Linked DNA regions of Homo sapiens: region 2 is linked to region 1. The links are chromatin contacts, found by Hi-C or POLR2A ChIA-PET in ENCODE. All regions are on one chromosome and are shown on one strand. The core of a region is the stretch at or near the end of the contact, and the rest is flanking DNA. Distances in the headings are between cores, read along the strand shown.

Evidence for each region. A loop is a pair of places that touch in the nucleus more often than their neighbours do. ChIA-PET counts read pairs that join two places held with the same protein, here RNA polymerase II (POLR2A). Pooled maps may share reads with other maps.
Region 2: a loop to region 1 is called in a map with no recorded cell type, with 3 times the contacts of the local background. The contact joins two enhancer-like sites. A Hi-C loop is called at or near these places in 7 of 168 maps with a recorded cell type or tissue (CD4-positive, alpha-beta T cell, Calu3, HepG2 and 4 more), 15 of 37 single-sample maps with no recorded cell type and 6 of 50 pooled maps. POLR2A ChIA-PET finds 5 or more read pairs at or near these places in 9 of 52 experiments (AG04449, Caco-2, GM12878 and 6 more).

What each region holds. Positions count from the first base shown.
Region 1 is chr3:152,375,173-152,378,407 of GRCh38, reverse strand. All of the region lies in intron 2 of MBNL1 (muscleblind like splicing regulator 1), which reads right to left. Among named protein-coding and RNA genes, the nearest start is that of MBNL1-AS1, 110 kb to the right of the region's middle. Within about 2 kb of position 1,632, at least 14 of the 41 ENCODE cell types and tissues checked have a DNase peak (open chromatin) inside an H3K27ac peak, as active enhancers do.
Region 2 is chr3:152,281,990-152,285,488 of GRCh38, reverse strand. All of the region lies in intron 1 of MBNL1 (muscleblind like splicing regulator 1), which reads right to left. Among named protein-coding and RNA genes, the nearest start is that of MBNL1-AS1, 14 kb to the right of the region's middle. Within about 2 kb of position 2,012, at least 4 of the 41 ENCODE cell types and tissues checked have a DNase peak (open chromatin) inside an H3K27ac peak, as active enhancers do.

The DNA.
Region 1 (3,235 bases), core at 383-2,882:
GAAATATTTTTAAAAAGTACATTACTATATCTCTCTTGAGTAGCTAGAACATACATTAATTTTTAAAAAAAATAGACATAGAGTCTTGCTTTATCACTCAGGCTGGAGTGCAGTGGTGAAATTGTGCCTCATTTCAGCCTCTAATTCCTAGGCTCAAGTGATCCTCCCACCTCAGCCTCCCAAGTAGCTAGAAAACACACCTAGTGAATTGTTTTTTTGTTTTGTTTTGTTTTTGTAGAGATGAGGTCTTGCTATGTTGCCCAGGCTGGTCTCGATCTCCTGGCCTCAAGCAATCTTCCTGCCTTGGCTTCTCAAAGCACAGGGATTACAGGAATGAGCCATCCCACATGGCCTGAAACATTCTTAATATAGTTAGTCCTCACTTAACATCACCAATAGGTTCTTAGAAACTGTTACTTTACATAAAACAATATACAGCAGGTCCTCAAATAATATCGTTTCCTTCAAGGTCATTTAGTTATAACACTAATGAGAAAAACAATTGGTTTTGTTATACTCCATTTCATGTCAAGTCATAGTTTCCAAGAATCCACGGAAGACAGTAAGCGAAGATTTCCTATACCTTATCCTTGTGTCCATCATTTGATAGCTCAACCTATTATGAAACAATAGATTAACATGATAGATCTGATCATAGATCAAATTTAGGTCACTGTAGAAGTCAGTTAATTTACTCAATGTTAAATAATTTTAAACAATACCAAAGATTCTGAAACATGAATGTGGCCTCCAAATATGTTAATGTGTGTCACAATATAGGTTTCAATTCCATCAACAATTTGCCTTTGAACACATAATGACAACAAACATTTCTTGCTATATAATGTGTACTATACACAGTTCTAAGAGCTTCACATGTATTAGACCCTAAAATTCTATTCAATAGGCCTTTTATTGTCCCCAAATAAGAGATAATACAATATAAATTAACAGGTTAATTTACTAACGGTCTATGGCTGACGAGTGGAGGTGTTGGGGCTTGAATTTAATTTCGGTTCTATAACCACCTGATGGGTCCTAGCTATTACACGACTTCTATATGATCTACAGGTTCAGGTCTCTGCAGACAGTATAGAGGACAGCAGTAGGTAGTTTCAAATCAACCCAGATTCAAAGGCCCACATAAAAACAAGGACCAGGCCAATTCAATGAAAAAAGCATCTTATCTAAGCATAATTCTATTAAATGTAGTAAAATATCATCTTATCAAAAATGAGAAAACCTTTGAAAAAAGGAACAACCACAACCATCATTAATGGCTTCTCACTCACAATGAAAATCTTTCAACTACTTGGAATAGCCTCACTGTTTTTGCTGTATTATCCTCACTGCCACAGTTTTGGGGCTTTGTTTTAAAACAACAAGTTCGCATGTAAATCACTAGCCACAAACTCAACTTCATGTAACATTTTAAGTCTAGGGGAAGTACGGGGAAAAGGGAACAAAAGGGAAAAGAGGAAGTGAGGAAATGAAACTAGCAAAAAATAGGGAACAAAAAGCATGCAGACTTCAGGTGAAGCAGCGAGACCCATTTTCCCCAAGAAGAGATATATATGTATGTGTGTGTGTATGTGTGTGTGTGCGCATGCACGTGTGTGTGTGCGTATATATATAGAGAGAGTGCGTGGCACCCCTCAGCTCATCTGCTAGGAGATGGACGTGCAGCTAATGACATGAGGCTTCTGCATTCTTTACAGCAGCTCTTATTCCTAAAAACATACTATTAGCCAAAAAAAAATGTTCTTTAGATTCCTTGGGCTTTTGCTCTCCTCTTAGCTATATTTAATATATGATCATCTACATAACAATCTGACAAATGGAAAATTTCCAACAACCATTAGTCAGCAAGTCTTGTCCACCATAAACATCACATTTTACTTCTAAAACAGCTTCTTATTTTACGGATGAACCACACATAACTACACTCTCAAGAGCTTCTTTTTTAAGAGAGTCTAACTATGAAGAGAAAACTATATCACTGTATTAGACAAAAGATTAAAACAATGGAGATAAACAATTAAAGCATAATTCAATGTATGTTTCCTCGAGATAATATGTGAGACTTTTCTGAGACATCTGAGTCAAATACTTGTATAATCCGAAAAAGTTAACAAAATATAGTCTTTTCTCAAGAAAAAAATCTTACATTTTAAATATTTCTATCATAAATAGAAACTATTTCTGAACTTGAAAACTTTTGTAAAGTATGTCATACTACACTTAAAACTAAAAACTTATTAATATATTCATGCATCTTATAGTTGGAATATAAGATACCATGGGTATGATACCGGCCTGACAGTATGAGTTCTGAGCAGAAATATATAAAGAAAAATGGAGAAATTTATCCAGGAAACAAAGAATTGGTATCTAAACTTAGATTTTTCTGAAGGCTAAAGGGAAATAAATGTGGCTAACATTGCATCTCAAAATCTGGTTAATACTGTTGTTTAATTTAAGGATATATCTTATTCTTATTAAACAACAGTATTAAACCAGTTGGAAAATATTCCTTTCAAGATGGAAAAAGATATAGAAATTTAAGTACTCAGTCTTTTTTTTTTTTTGAGACAAGGTCTTGGCTCCATCACCCCGGCTGGAGTGTAGCAGAGCAATCACGACTCACTGCAGCCTCAACCTCCAGGGCTTAAGCAATCCCCCCACCTCAGACTCCCAAGTAGCTAGGACTACAGGCACACATCGAAGACCTGGCTAACTTTTTTGTTTTGTTTGTAGATATTGAGAAGAATAGCCTGGGGCTTACTGGTTTCATTGCTGAATTTTTACCAAACATGTGAAGAAGACCTAATACCAATCACTATGTTGCTCAGGCTGGTCTTGAACTCTGGCCTCAAGTGATCCTCCCCACTTGGCCTCCCAAAGTGCTGGGATTACAGGCATGAGCCACCACACCCAGATCTAAATCTTTATTATTATAATCATTATTTATTTTTACAAGTACCTTATACAAGATGCTATAAATATTTGTATGCATAATTCAACAGTAATCAGTGGTGTTTATCTAAACTAACTGATAATCTACAGATTGCAGTGCATTTATGATTTCAATGGAATTAATCTAATTCTCCACACTTAATTGTGAGAATAGCTATAAACAGATTGTCAAGAGGAGCCTTTTAGTGCCAATGCTTTACTTGAGGAAAAAAATTTCTTTTGGGCAAACCCATCTTTATTCATTGCAGAATACAACGAT
Region 2 (3,499 bases), core at 763-3,262, 93 kb after region 1:
TTCCTCACAACTCTAAGAGATGGTTGGTTATATTATTTTGCTCATTTGTGAACAAATAAATTGAGGCGAGGCTTGCATGGTTAAGTGACTGACCCATTAAAATCCCTATGCTAAATAAATGGAAGAACCAGAACTCCAAATCAGCTCTTCTGATTTCAAATGTAAAACTTCATTCACGATACACGATACATGCTAGCAATTTAATACCAAACTTGGTAGAAATGACAATGACTACTAATATATACAACAGAAGCCAAAAGAAGGGAGAGAGATAGGGGGTGAGTGGGATTTATTGGAGGTACCACTACTGCATTGCTTGTGGTTAGCTCAGAGTGAGGTGTGTGTAAGTGAAGGAGAAACCCCTGAATATTGATTCTAGAGAAGATAAGATGGTCTCTTTTACAGAGCTGAGAACGGATGCTATTGCTCTTTTATGTCCATGGGGTAGACACTAAACATTAATAATGTATACCTGGAGACAAGAAAATTCTACACTTCAGATACAAATGTCTTCTCAATTAAGATTGTTAATCAATTTTGAATAGATTATGAAGTTCTAGATACTCCGTAGCTGATTTTGAAAGATTAATTGTCAAGGAAGTGGTCTTTGAGCATGATTTTTTTAAATTTATTCATCAGCCCTCCGAGCAACAGGAGCCTACATTTTCTTCAGAGCTTTTCTTAGAGAAGCTTAAAATATGTCTGCAGAAAACTTCCACGTAGGTAAAATGCAATGCCGCTTTAAAAGTATAAAACTGATGTATGCTGACTATGCACACAGTAAGACTGATCTAGATAAACTGCTAAAACAGTATCTGAAGAGCAATGAAGGAGACAGAATACTGTCTGAAACATTTCAAAGCAATATAGTCAGGCCAATTTTTTATCAGGGTGGTGCAAAAGTAATTTCAGTTTTTGCGATCTTTTTTTAAAACTGCAATTACTTTTGCACCAACCTAATTAACAGCTGATAAAACCATTAAAAATCTGTCAGAAAGAAAGCACTGAGGGTTTGAAATGACATAAAGGATTTTTTTCTTTTACATGTACTAAAGCTGTTCTCTATTAATATTGGTTACTTTTTGGCACAGAGAAATCACAAATATTAAGCTGACTTATAAAAAGAAAACCCAAAGTCAAAACAATTAAAAAAAATTATAATCTTGGTTCTGCTGTCTCAAAATATTTCCTTTGAGAAAAATTACAGGAGTGTGTTTCTCTAATTGTGCTTCTTTTTTTAGGTTTTCTTTCTTTGTTCCCTACTATCCTAGGAAAAGAAATGTTTTCCTTCAAGAAATTCAAATACATTCAACAGTAACTTTATTAAATGAATATATTCATTAACAATATATAATACACATAAAATATGTGTATTGATTATATTAACTGTGTATTGACCACCTTTTATATGTAGCCTAGATATAGCGAGAATACTTGGATCCAGCCTTTAAGAATTTGATGTTTAATTAAAGGTATAAAACTAACACACAAATAACTATATATAAAAAAGGAAGCGAGAAGTACACAGTAGAGGTAACAAGAAAGCTTGGTAAGTTAAAGAGAGAGGTCAAGGTTAGTTTCAAAAGGGATAAGAAATGGAAGGTTGGTCTGGAAGGACAAGTTTCATTTGGTTAGAGACAAAAAGGAGTAGAAATCCAAACTGTAGAAATCCAGACAGTAATGGCAGGGATGTGGGAAAGCACTGCATATCAACACTGGAAGAACTGGTCTGTATGGAACACCTGTATGTAATGGGGCTGGCAGAAGATGACCCTGGAACTTTGGGCTGAAGCCAAATCAGTAAGGGCCTTAAAGGCAGGCTAAAGAATTCAGCCTTCACTTTTTTAGTAATTGGAATTCACCCATTCAAGACTTCACCCAAGGGCAGAGTCAGTATATTTAACTAAACACCCAAAGGGCTAAGAATAAGACAGTGTATGGGATCTGAAGAAATCTTATTAAATAAACTCAGGACTTTTTCACTTCCTAAAGCTTCTGCTTCAGTTGCCAGGAAGCTGAGAGATAAATTTAGTGCTCAATTTCATCATAAGTACTTGTTTCATTTCTTTGCCTTCTAATTGATTAAAAACACCACCACCAACAACAACAACAGTCCTATCTGATGTGCACTTTACTTTTGTAAGCTTGATGGGGTATATATCACACGTAAATAAAATTAAAGTAACATTTGTCTTGATACCAGGGAAAGTTGTAGATGCAACACTTAGGTTTCAGAAGAGAGAAGGTAATTTATAATTTCCCCACCAAGTAAAGCTCATTCCCCAATAAACATTACAATGAAAGATGGCTGCATTGAATTAAAAAACTCAGTTACTGCAGTTGGTGATTGCTCTAAAATCTACAAGCACTGGGTTCAGCAACCTATCTTCCTGCCTGGCTGTCCAGTTTGACCTTCCATGTGAATCTGTGCTCCTATCATGATGCCAAAATGACCTTCTGAAACTTACAAGGCTTCCAAAGCTGCAGATATTTTCAGCTGTATCAGCCCTGGCTGTCACAGCATTCTGCATAGTGAGTGGCAAAACTGGAGCCTCCTGTACTGGCCTGACCTTTTAAACTCACAATATTTTGCTGCTACTCAAAATGAGTTTTCTCTTCCCGTATTATTTTGTGATGCTATTTCTCTTGTTTAATTGTAAAGCATTGATTCTAAGCATAAAATGGCATTTTTCTTTACATGAAAATAAAATCCTTCCTTCGTGCATAGTAAATCTAACATTGGTAGATGCTGTAAAATAAATATTTACTGGCATCTAGATGCTGTAAAATAAATATTTACTGGCATCTATAAATAATTTTTTTTTAATTATTGAAAATCTTGTGGCAACAAAACCTAATAAAATGTCACTATTTCTGCAATGGCCAATTTGAAAATTGAGAGATGTCTAAATTTTATAACTGTTTACTATCTGTTTATGTTTACCATTATGTATTCAATATCTAGCACAGTGCCTAGAATATTAAAAATTCAAATTAATATTAGGTGAATGTAACAGAATCTGCATGTTTAATATATTTCATTTACCACAGTACTATTAAACTGAAATACAGGTGCTTAATTTTCTTGCCAAAAAATTAGTATATTAGCATGGAATCTTTAATCTGAATACACACACACACACATGTCCCTAAGAATTCTTGGTACTTAAAGGTAAAATCATTTTCAAATCCATTGATATCAGGTCACTGACAAGCTGAAAACTGTTATATGAATAAGTTAAAACTTTAAATTTGCATAGGTATATTAGAATACCTTTATTTTGTTTCTAATTAGGGTCTGTGGATACTATATTTTCACAAGCCCATACTTGTATTCAATACAGGGAATCACAAAATGGTATCAATATTTCAGAGCAAATTTGTCAACTAACGCATTAGTTGGAGAATGGATCCCTTAGCTTCATACATTTATTCTATTTCATTTTTAGCTACAACTTGTGTACCACTTCACAATCATTTATGGAATATATATATAGAC